Regions from separate parts of the Homo sapiens genome. Here region 2 is linked to region 1. A link is a contact called in ENCODE Hi-C or POLR2A ChIA-PET data. All regions are on one chromosome and are shown on one strand. The core of a region is the stretch at or near the end of the contact, and the rest is flanking DNA. Distances in the headings are between cores, read along the strand shown.

Region 1 (5,662 bases), core at 1,873-4,372:
GGGTTTTGATGAGCCTCATTAATTATGTTGAGAAAGAAAGGTGTGCAGCTGGAGAAGAACCCACTTAGCTCCACGTGAACATGAATAATTGGACAGTTGGCAGAGTGTTAAATTGGCGGTCTAGTGAGAGAAACTGGTGAATAAACACAATTCCCCAAAACACTGCAAAGCAGTCACAGTTCTCTCCGTTTTTGCAGCGCTCCCACCACTTCCACCTTCTCCTGACTTGAGAACTGCCTAGGTATGACATCAGGTAGGATCATATAAGGAGCTGCCTTCGTAGGGAGGGTGGCAGAGTGTAGAGGTCGGGAGTCAGCTCTGAAGCCACAACAGATCTTCAAATCCTGACTTTACCACTTCAGAACTTGCAGGACCTTGGGCGGGTTATATAACCTGTTTGTACTTTAGGTTTTCATCTAGAAGATGGGGATGATCAGCTGGGCATGATGGCTCACGCCTGTAATCCCAGCACTTTGGGAGGCCGAGGTGGGCAGATCACGAGGTCAGGAGATTGAGACCATCCTGGCTAACATGGTGAAACCCCATCTTTACTAAAAATACAAAAAATTAGCCGGGCGTGGTGGCAGACGCCTGTAATTCCAGCTACTCGGGAGGCTGTGGCAGGAGAATGGCGTGAACCCAGGAGGAGGAGCTTGCAGTGAGCTGAGATCGCGCCACTGCACTCCAGCCTGGGCGACAGGGCAAGACTCCATCTCAAAAAAAAAAAAAAAAGGAAAGATAGGGGATGATAATCAATAGAGATATTAGGATGACTCTGTGTATTAGTTTACGTTAAGCATTTAAAATAGTATCAGACCCATAGGATGTACTGTGTTTTTAAAATTAAAAACATTAATCATATCGTGTGATTTGTACTTTTTTAATCCTCTAGGAGAGTGTAAGTTTCTTCAGTTTTCCTTTAAGCCAGTTTCATTCATTCATTCATTCATTCAACATATTTTATGTGCCTGTGGTGTCTAGGCATTGTGCATACAAAGATAGAAAGATTCTGGAAGAAATATATTATCATATATATGTGAAAATTTTATAGACAGGGACTGTAAACAAAATGGTAAAAGTGTATTACTGTTCTCTTTTAAAAGCCAACTGTTAGCAAGTTTCACTGGTGATTTTTTTAAAAAAAATCAATCTTGGCTCTGACAAGATTGTTCCTCCTGCATAATTTACCTCTATTTAAAATAAAAACTATTTATTTTTCATATTTTAAAGTACAATATTAAAATGCCATCTTTTTTGTTTATGTTAAATGATTTTAAATGAGGAAAACATCTCAAGACATAATCTAGCCACTCCCCACTCCTAACTCTAGAGGTCTGTTAGACTCTTTGAGGCCTTACAGTACCCTCATTGTTTCTGGTACCTCAGTAGATGAGAAAAATCATTTCTCTTTGTTAAAATCAGAAGCTAAAAAAGAAGGTGGGATTTAATTTACCTGAACATTTTATAACATCTGATCCATTTACATATTAAATGCAGGTAAACACATATTCCAAAATAATGAAAAGACCTTTTAATAAAACTTAAAAACTTAACTCCAAAGTAAAGAAGAGCTCTATTGGAAAGATTACCATATTAGTTATCTATTGCTGTGTAACAACTTATGCTCAAAACATAGCCACTTCAAACAACAAACATTTATTATCTTACATGGTTTTCAAGGGAATGCAGGAGCAGCTTAGCTGGGTGGTTATGGCTCAGGCTCTTCCATAAGGCTACCGTGAAGCTGTCAAGTGGGCTGCAGTCATCTGAAGGCTTGACTGGGGCTGGAGACTCTACTTCATATGTGGCTCCCTCCCATGGCTGCTGACTGGAGGCCTCAGTTCCTCACCACATGGACCTCCCCACAGGGCTGCTTAAGTTTTCTCATGACATGGCAGCTGGCTTCCCCTGAGTCAGCTTCAAGAGAGACCAAGGAGGAAGCCACAGTTCATTTCATGACATACTATCGAAATCACACACCTTCGTTTCTTCATTGTTTCATTCATTAGAAGCAAAATAATTTAAGTCCAGCCACACTCCAGGAGAGAGGGATTAGGTTCTCCCTTCTGAAGGGAGTGTCAAGAATTTGTGAACATATTTGTGGACACCATAATGACCATGAATGGCTTTGGCATTTTATAACATGCTTAAGTGGTACTGGCTCAGGAAAGCTTAGGATGGGAAGAACTGAGCTGGCAAAGGTGAGCAGCTCCATTTTTGAGGATACATAGATCAGATGTGCTGGAGTGAGAGGAGGGATGAAATCATAGGCTCCAAACATACCAGAAATTTCTTTTCTTTCACTTAGCAGTCCTGGACCTGATATCAAAGCTGTGCCACATAGCAGAGAAGCAATACAACATTCTGTGGTCAAATGTGAAGCCTTGCTTTTATTTAAAGTAGGAAACAAAATATCTGCGTGATTATTTATTTATTTATTTATTTATTTATTTTTTGAGATGGAGTCTCACTCTGTCTCCCAGGCTGGAGTGCAGTGGCACAATCTCAGCTCACTGCAACGTCTACCTTCTGGGTTCAAGCAATTCTTCCTGCCTCAGTCTCCTGAGTAGCTGGGATTACAGGCGCCCACCACCATGCCCGGCTAATTTTTTTAATATTTTTAGTATAGACGGGGTGTTGCCATGTTGGCCAGACTGGTCTCAAACTCCTGACCTTAGGTGATCTACCCACCTCAGCCTCCCAAAGTGCTGGGATTACAGGCATGAACCACTGTGCCCGGCCGTGTGATTATTTTTTTAACTCTAAACCCAACCTTGTTATTGATAGGATTTTTATTTCTGCCTTAAGAATTCTTTCCATCACCTTTTCATTTTAAGACACTTATCATTTCTATCCCTTCCTTTGTCCCCTGTGCTGTCCTTCCTTCTGAAGTTCTCACCCGGAAAGGCATTACATCTTTGATGCTGCAGTTCACTTCTGTGTGCACCCCTGAGTTCTTCCAGTACATCCTCCAGTTCCTCTGCTTTCCATTTCACAACCTGGTTACAGTTAGTCACACTGTAACTTCCTGTTACTGAGTATTTCAGGGGCCAAAGCTCTCTATGCCCTATGCTGTCCACTTAGTCATCTCTCTCCACATTTGTATTATTCACAGCAAGATGCATGCACACAAATCCTTTAAGTCCGTCAGGCTTTTCTTTCCATTTCCCATTCAAATATGAATCACCTAGCAACATTTATTGAAGACCAATTGCACATGAAGCTGTGTTCCCATTATTGTGAGCCTCACAAAGGAAGTAAAAGCCATGGTCCTTGCCATTAAGAAGTTTATCCTCTACTAAAAGCTGGATTAAAAAATTTTTTTTAAAATAATAACAGCATACAGATTCCCGTTTATATTCAATAGAGTGAAATGTTGTCCAAGTTACAATGATCAAATGCAAGGGTTATTTCTCTGTATACCTTTTAACTGAGAAAGCTAGCCATCTTTTGGATTAGGTAAATGCATGTGCCTTGATGAGAAATACTGCTACAAAAAATTAGTGCCTGCTGTTCACTTCCTAGTATTGTAAACACGTTTCACCCAATCTGGTGAAATTTCAAGGCATGTTTTTGAAACTAAAATAAATAAATAAAACATTTATTAATCCTCTGTAACAAAGATACACCCAATTAATGTAACAAGTAGTTACAACCGATAACTGAAGCATAAGCAAAAGGATAATTGTATTAGTGTCCTAGGGTTTTCTTCTTTTTAAAAAGACGTCAGCACTGTGCATTGTTTTACCTTATTTTTAATGGACTGTTGATCAGAAAGGGGAGTAGGGAAACTGGGTTGCGAAGGGTTAATAAGGAACAAAAAGTGCAACCTGAGGAAGACACAGCTCAGGGAGGAGGACCCAGGGGAGTGTGGAAGCCCCTCAAAGCTCATTAGAGAGATTCAGCTTGTGATACAAGAAGCAATGGGTAGTCATTGTAGGTTTCTGAAAAGAGGAGAGTACTATCTCGATCAAAGTGATTGGCAGGAGAGATGCTAGGAAACAGCATACCTGGAACAAAATAATTAGGACCTGACTGCGTGTGACCCTGGAAATAGGTCCAAAGAAAAAGCAAGAGATTGTGGAAGTGACTGTGGGCAGGGGTGGGGACAGGAAAGGAAGAAAGGCGTCAAATTTGACTTCCAAACCTCCATACTTAAAAAAAACTGAGGATGGCCATTGGTTCCTGGCAAAGTGAGAGCTGAATTGACCAAAAGTTGTTTACTCTAATTGGCTTAATTGTCATTTGTACATGTAATGAAAGTTATTTTTCTGTGGAGAAATAAAGGAGTAACAGTGTGAATTTGGGGCTTATCTAGGTGGTAGGTAAAGAAAGACATATGAGTCGAACCACTTCTTGAGGAATGTCATACATGAGAAAAAATGTATAGTCTAGCATCAAGTCTGGAGATAGCTAGAACTAATGACCATGAAAAAATGATATACCATGAAAAAATGATAAGCACACAAGAAATAAAATGTGTGTATTGTGTGACTGCATGTATATTTGTGTATGTACACACAAACATGCATTCCAAAAACATCTGAAAACCCACTCATCATCATGTTAGCCCTAGGTAGTTCTAACTAATGGAAACACAACTGATACTTCTTTTCCTTTCTTTCTTTTTTTGCTTATCTGAATTTCCTCATTTTTCCTGTTGAATGTATATTGCTTGTATAAGTTTCTTCATAGTGAGAAATTGTTTTAAATCTTTGGTGAAATGAAAGATATAGATACAAAAATTAGTCAAGTGTGGTCCCAGCTACTTAGGAGGCTGAGGTGGAAGGATCTCTTGAGTCCAGGAGGTCGAGGGTACAGTTAGCTGTGATTGCGCCACTGAACTCCAGCCTGGGCGACAGAGTGAGACCCTGTCCAAAAAAAGAAAGAGGTAGGAATAGAGTTTTCAAGGTCAGAATTTAGAACAGAGGGAGCCTTGAAATAAGGCTCAAGATGAGGAAACGAAGACCCTGATAGTTATGGGATTTATTGCTAGGCTTTCAAAAGAAGAGTATGCATTTTCTAATGCTTAAAAAGCAATTTTTCATTTCAAGGCTTAAAAATATTAATAAATACATCAAAAGAAGAATGGAGTTATTCTCATCTGCTAGAACTTGGATTGATCTAAAGCAGTGGTTCTCAACCTCAGATGTTTTGTTCCCCAATCACCAACTGGACATTTGGCAACATCTGGAGATAGTTTTGGTTGTCACAACTTGGGGGCCAGGGGTAGGGTGGGGTGAGGGGAACGGGGAATTGACGCTGCTACTGGCACCTAGTGGGTAAGAGAGCAGAGATGCTGCTAAATATCCTACAATGTACAGGACAGTCTCTGCACAACAAAGCATTATCTAGCCCAAAATGTCGATAGTACAGAAGCTGAGAAACTCTGATCCACAGTAAGGTACATATTCACAGTGACCATTCATGGAGCGCTTTATGTGCCAAGACCTGTACTAAGCCCTTGACATGAAACATTTAATCTTCAAACGATCTTGAAATTCAGACATGTAAAGTTAAGTAGTCTGTTTAAGGTCATATGGTCAACACTAGAACTAGGAACCAAAGCAAAGCCTATTTGAATCCAAACCTGAGCTCTTAAACCTTATGCAATTTTGCCTACATGTTGACACTCACCGAATGAAATGGGCACAAGAAAGCC
Region 2 (5,662 bases), core at 1,634-4,133, 47 kb before region 1:
TCTAATTCCCCTGATTTTTCAGACTTAGCTAAGGCAGAAAACCAATCCATTGCATTATCGACTGGTATCATTAGCTTGAGGTTAGGGACCCACCGTTCTCTCTGAAGCAGGCCTGCCTTCTTCTCTCTGCCTGTATGTTATCCCTCTATCATTTTTGCTGTCTCTCTCCATCGCCTTTGATATGGTAATGATCTTGCACAAGAAAAGCCATTTTTTAAATATGAGTGCTTAAGGAATTAAAGGTGAGTGAGAAGGTGGAGGGTGTTAAGAAGGATGGTAGTTTGTCATTAGCAAATAAATAAGTATACCCCTTGGAATTAAAAAGCAAGCAAGCTGAAGGGAGCAGAAGGGGGAGGACAGGCGGGTGTCTTTCCAAACGCAGGAGACAGTATTACTAACAGGCTGGCTTAAAGCCCTCTTAACAATGTGCACTTGCTCTCCCTAGCTCCTGGATTGATTTCCCTCTGCCCTCCACAGACCTGGCTGCAGTTAAGCCTTGTGTCCTCCACGTGATGCTGAGCCGAATCAGATTTTCCTTTTAGTTGTTCGATCAAATTTTCCTTCCTAGAGCTTAGAAGGCACACTTGGGACCATATAGTAATTGCCTCCCCACACTGAACTGCTGATACCTTTATTGGATTGGCATAGGGTTTCAGAGGACTGTGTTTAACATGCAGTGAGCCGCAGCAATGCAAACAGCTCCAGTGTTTAAACAAGCATCCGTTAGGCCAGGAAACAAGGCAGTGCCAGCCCATTTGGTGCTCTGTAGTGCTGGCAGCTTAAGGTGAGCGGGCAACCCAGGTGCTGCAGTGGGAGAGGGCAGGCTCCAGGGAAAGTGGAGGAATTGTAGTGTCAGAGGAGGAGCTGATTCTCTTTAGATTTGCTGAAGGGGGTTTGTGGTGAGGGGGAGAGAGAAGTGTTGTGGCTAGGGACATGTGCAGAGCTCATTAATATCTCATTATGTTAGAATTGCAGTCTCCCCACAGATCGGCGTTAACGTTGGCAGTGCCAGAGGAAGGGCTTTGGGAAGCAGCAGCCCCCCTCCCTCTTTCTGCAAGCCCCAGCAAGCTCTCTATGCTTGTTTTGCACTGAGGGAATGGTGGTGTTGAATTTGTGAAAGAAGGCTGTGAGAAAACCCCACAGGAGCGATAGTGAGCAGCTCAGGAGAGGGTATGAGACTGAAAACTATAGTTTGTAAATAACAAAGTGACCAGATTTCACGTGTGCCAGCCAGCCATAGAGAGGGAAGGAAACTGACCAGAAGCTGGAAAGGAAAATCGTGGAAGTTAAGCACAAGCCACTTGGAGTCTGGATGTGAGTTGGGAGTTCGTGTCAGGGGCAGTAGATAGGCTAGCTCCAGATTCAGACCTCGATTTCCCAGAGAATGTGCCACTGGCCCACTGAGTTTGTCCAGGGCTCCTGGAGGCTCCTGGAGTGTACCAGAGCAAGTAAGGTGGACAGGAGAGGGGGAAAAATGAGGAGGAAAGAGAGCAGAAGAAAGCAGGATTCAGCCAGTGGGATTTGGTGAGACTGCGTTTTCAGCTGATCCCACCTGCCCATGTTGGTGTGAGTGGAGCAAAGGGAAGATTCTAAAGCAGAGAGAAGGTGGTGTGCAAGGGCCTATTCTCCAGATCTGACCTAGCTGAGCCCAAACCAGTCTTTATCCCAGAGATTAAATCCCCCTGTGTGCAGCCCTGGCCCCAGCTGGGCTCCTGCAGGTCACTCACCCCAGACAGTCATCCTGCGGACTCCAGTGCCGGGACTGGGGCCTCCTGGGAGGAAAAGTTGGAGCCATGCTCTGTAGAAATTACAGCCTCCCTGCAGACACTTAATTCTGCTCTATTAAGGATCAGATGTCTCCGTCTGCCCTGGACAACTGTGTGCCCTCCATTAATGAAAGGTGGTTGATGGCCACTTTAGTGAACAGTTATGTAACAGGATGTACCAAAACACAACAGTGTGTGCATGTTGTATTATAAAGGCCCCTTAATGTAATTCATAGTAAAGTTCTTTGAGAATATTCTTTTTCTGCCTTTTTGTTTTGGGGAGTTCTTATTTCTACCTTAGAATGTTCTTTCTGTGGATTTTGGCATTTGGCTTCCACTTCTAGCACCAGTGCACAGACACACCTGCACACATCCACAGAAGTGTTGCTGGTGTGGATACACAGCCAGTCCTGGGCTCAGTAAGCAAATGAAGAAGCACGTGTCCTTGGTTAATATCATATAAAGTGACAGGGCCACAGTTTGCAAGCATGTTTTGTGAAGACCTTTCTGGTCACACTTTGTTCTGACTTAACACAATATTCCATTAAAATATGGATTATTCATTAACTTACAGAAAGGCAAAAAAAGTGAATGTCATTGAAATCTGTGTTCCCTTTGGAAAAAAAATAACTAGAGTCATTAGTCATTAGTTTGTTATGAACAACAGTGCTTGTAATGAACATTTAAAAATAAAATGTATTTGATAATCGCAACCAAGTTTATTTAGGTTAGAAAAACAGTTATGGCATACAAATAGTGCTGAGAAACAAATTTAACAAGGCTTTTTTACAGCATGGCCTCTATAGCAAAAATAGTAAGATTCAGCCTGATGTGTATTAAAATCTATTATTCTTTTGACTCTGCAACTTTAATAAATCAAGCAAGAGTCATAAGAACAAAGAGAGGAAACAGCTGAACTGCTGTAATTTCCTAGCCAAATAGAAGAAAAGTCTGCCTCTTGTCGTTTACATGACTTTACCAAGCTTAATCCCATGAAAACAAATGAACAAACAAAAATGAAGACTCAATAGTTATAAATAGTAAACTAGACCTCTAGGGCTGAACTCCTGTGTTCAGCTGCACCAGGTCCCTGTTGTGGGATGTTCCACATTCCATGAAGTCTTGGCCTGTTTTTCCATGTGCTGTTCGCCTCCCTCAGTCCTTCTCAGTGGCAGGAGCAGAATCCACGCAGAGATTCTCACTTCTGCCTGTCATTCCCAACCTCTGAACTTGTCCATCTTACATCTCTTTGCTTTCCTTTCTAAGAAAGAAAGAAGGAAAGTTAAGTTCCATCCAAACTTTCTACATAAAAAAGTTATGACATCCAAATTGCCCATTTGAAGAGAGAAGGATAGTGATTCAGCAGAATTACAGTTCAAAATAAAATGGGATTTAACTTTGAGATAAAAAGAAAAAGTGAATCCTAGCTCCTTTAAGGCATTTGCCATGAATAAAACTTTAAAGTGAAATATCAGAAAATCAAGGATGAGATGGGACTTAGAGAGATCCTTCATCCCCCTTCCTCCCCCTTCTTCAATGAAGACCATATCTAAATCATCCCAGATGGCTGTTCTATTTTTAAAGATCTCCAGAAAAGGAGATTCTACCACCTCCTCAGTAACTCATTCCAGCATCTCTTGTTCCTCACTGCCAGAATATTTTTTCTGAGAGCCCTCAGAGGAAAAAAGACACACTATCCTAGATTTGGGGACCTGTAGTATTTCTCTTTAGGATTTAACCCCACTGTGCATATAGGAAACTAAGAGACATGGATAATGTCTTTCTCCAGTGAAAAAGATGTTTTTTCTCTAATATTTGGCTTTAAATTACATTTGTGTGCTTCTTGGGGGTCAATCCAAATTTCTCTTGCAGGCCTGAGGTATGCGCGGTACTCTGCTAGGTAAACAGAGGGAGCATTAAGAAACGATTCCTGTTTACATTCTAAGGAGTGAGGTCACACTCAGCTCCAGAGCCCACCTACTATGCCGGACAGAAATGTTCATGTAATCACTTATTCTTTCATTCCAAAGATACGTACTGACCACCAGTCGTGCGCTTATCTCTGCTAGACACTGGAGACAGACACATTAGTGAGCAACACAGACTAGGTGCTTGTCTGCAAGGAGCTTACACTCAAATGGGAGAAGACAATACCAAGGAAAAAGGAAGAAACAAAATGATTATAAATTGTGATCAGTGGTGTGAAAAAGACAAAACAGAAGGACACGATAAAGTACAAGTGGGAGGTGCAGCTGACTGAGCCAGGGTGGTCAGAACAGCCTTTCTGGGGAGAGATGTGAGCTGAAATCTGAAGGATGACAATAAGCCCAGCAAGGAGCTGGGATAAGCGTGTTCCACGTGGAGAGAAGCACCGGTGCAGATGCAGAGGAGGGGAAGAGCCCTCGGAGAGGCCAGCGCGGCCACCTGGAGTGTGGTGGTGAAGGGGAGAAGGGTATGAAGGAGCTGGGAGACACCAGACCATCCAGCGCCTCTTAGGCAAGTTTGACTTTCAGAGAAATGGGAGTCTATATAAGGATTTGAGGCAGAAAGACATACTCTGAAGAATGTTTTTCAACAGTGACTCTGGATGCTGGTGGAGAGTAGACTGGAAAGGGTAAGATGGGAAAAACGGCTAGTGGAACAATAGCGCAAGAGTCCAGGCAGGGAGCAGGCAGGGGAGACTCAGAAAAGGTGACAGATGGAAGGTGTGTGTGCTGGCCACACAGACACAGCGTCCGAACATAGGTGTGACCCATTCTGAGAAAACAAAATACATAAAAATCAAAACTTAAAGAGAAAGTCTGATTATTCCCTTTATAAAGGGACTCGCCTCAAGTATCTATTCTGTAAAGTAAAGGAAGATGTCTATGGGTCTTTGACTATAAATTTTAATAAGAGATATAAAACCTTAATAGACGGATCATGGAATTAGAAGGAATCATAGAGGTCATTTTCTCCTACTTTCCACCCAATAAAGAATCCCCTTTGCAAATCCCTGACAGATGAACATGCAGCCTTGGTATGAAAACTTCAAGGGACAGGAAGCTCATTAGCCTCACAAGGCAGCCCTTTCTATTTTGAATCTCTCTAATCGTTTTTTAAAAGTTTCTCCTTATATAGAGGCTGAATTCTTTCTCCCCATTACTTGCATCCATTGATCTTAGTTCCATGTTCTGGAGCTACATAGATCAAATCTAATTCTCTTCCTACATAGCAAACCATTACCTTTTCAAGAGGAGCTGTGGCATTCCCCCTCCTCAACTCTCCTCTTTCTCTAGCAAAATATCCTCAGCTTCCTCGCCTCCTTTTCACTTGACATGGTTTCTGGGGCCTTCTTTCCCCTGGTACTACCCTCTTGCTGCCCTGCCACCTGATGAGAGTGATCATTTCAGAATGGAAGCCAACCTTATTGGATGGCATCAGTTCAGAGCATAACTATGTCTCCCTGGACTCAGAGAACATACATACATTTAATGCAACCTAGAATTTCAAGAGCACACGGCTTCAAACTTCAAGGAAAACAAAACTGCTTATGAGACAGGTTTTCCTGCCTTAAATGCAAGACTTTACAGCTAGGCCCAGCAAATCTTGCTACTGCTAACCTACAGGAGAGTGGTTCTTGAACTTTTGGAGAGTCATGGGCCGCACTGAGAATCTGAGAAAAGCTTTGGACCTTCTTTCCTGAAAAAGACACATACCCACAAAATTCTGCATACAGTTTTCTAGCATTCTCAGAACTCTGGAAATCCATTTTTATGTAAACCTCCAGTTTAAAAATTCAGCATTATCAATGTCACAGAACCCTTGTTCTGTCATCTAAGAAATGTATATCTGCATTATCTCTATATTTTATTATGGTATTGTACGGGAGGTTAAAGAACGCCCACTTGAAAATC

Evidence for each region. A loop is a pair of places that touch in the nucleus more often than their neighbours do. ChIA-PET counts read pairs that join two places held with the same protein, here RNA polymerase II (POLR2A).
Region 2: a loop to region 1 is called in a map of endothelial cell of umbilical vein, with 2.2 times the contacts of the local background. The contact joins two enhancer-like sites. A Hi-C loop is called at or near these places in 1 of 168 maps with a recorded cell type or tissue (endothelial cell of umbilical vein). POLR2A ChIA-PET finds 5 or more read pairs at or near these places in 5 of 52 experiments (AG04449, MCF 10A, Panc1 and 2 more).

What each region holds. Positions count from the first base shown.
Region 1 is chr4:139,869,876-139,875,537 of GRCh38, reverse strand. All of the region lies in intron 2 of MAML3 (mastermind like transcriptional coactivator 3), which reads left to right. Among named protein-coding and RNA genes, the nearest start is that of MGST2, 210 kb to the right of the region's middle. RefSeq lists an enhancer at 1-356. Within about 2 kb of position 3,122, at least 6 of the 41 ENCODE cell types and tissues checked have a DNase peak (open chromatin) inside an H3K27ac peak, as active enhancers do; they include endothelial cell of umbilical vein, where a contact is called at or near this core.
Region 2 is chr4:139,916,877-139,922,538 of GRCh38, reverse strand. All of the region lies in intron 1 of MAML3 (mastermind like transcriptional coactivator 3), which reads left to right. Among named protein-coding and RNA genes, the nearest start is that of MAML3-AS1, 210 kb to the left of the region's middle. Within about 2 kb of position 2,883, at least 13 of the 41 ENCODE cell types and tissues checked have a DNase peak (open chromatin) inside an H3K27ac peak, as active enhancers do; they include endothelial cell of umbilical vein, where a contact is called at or near this core.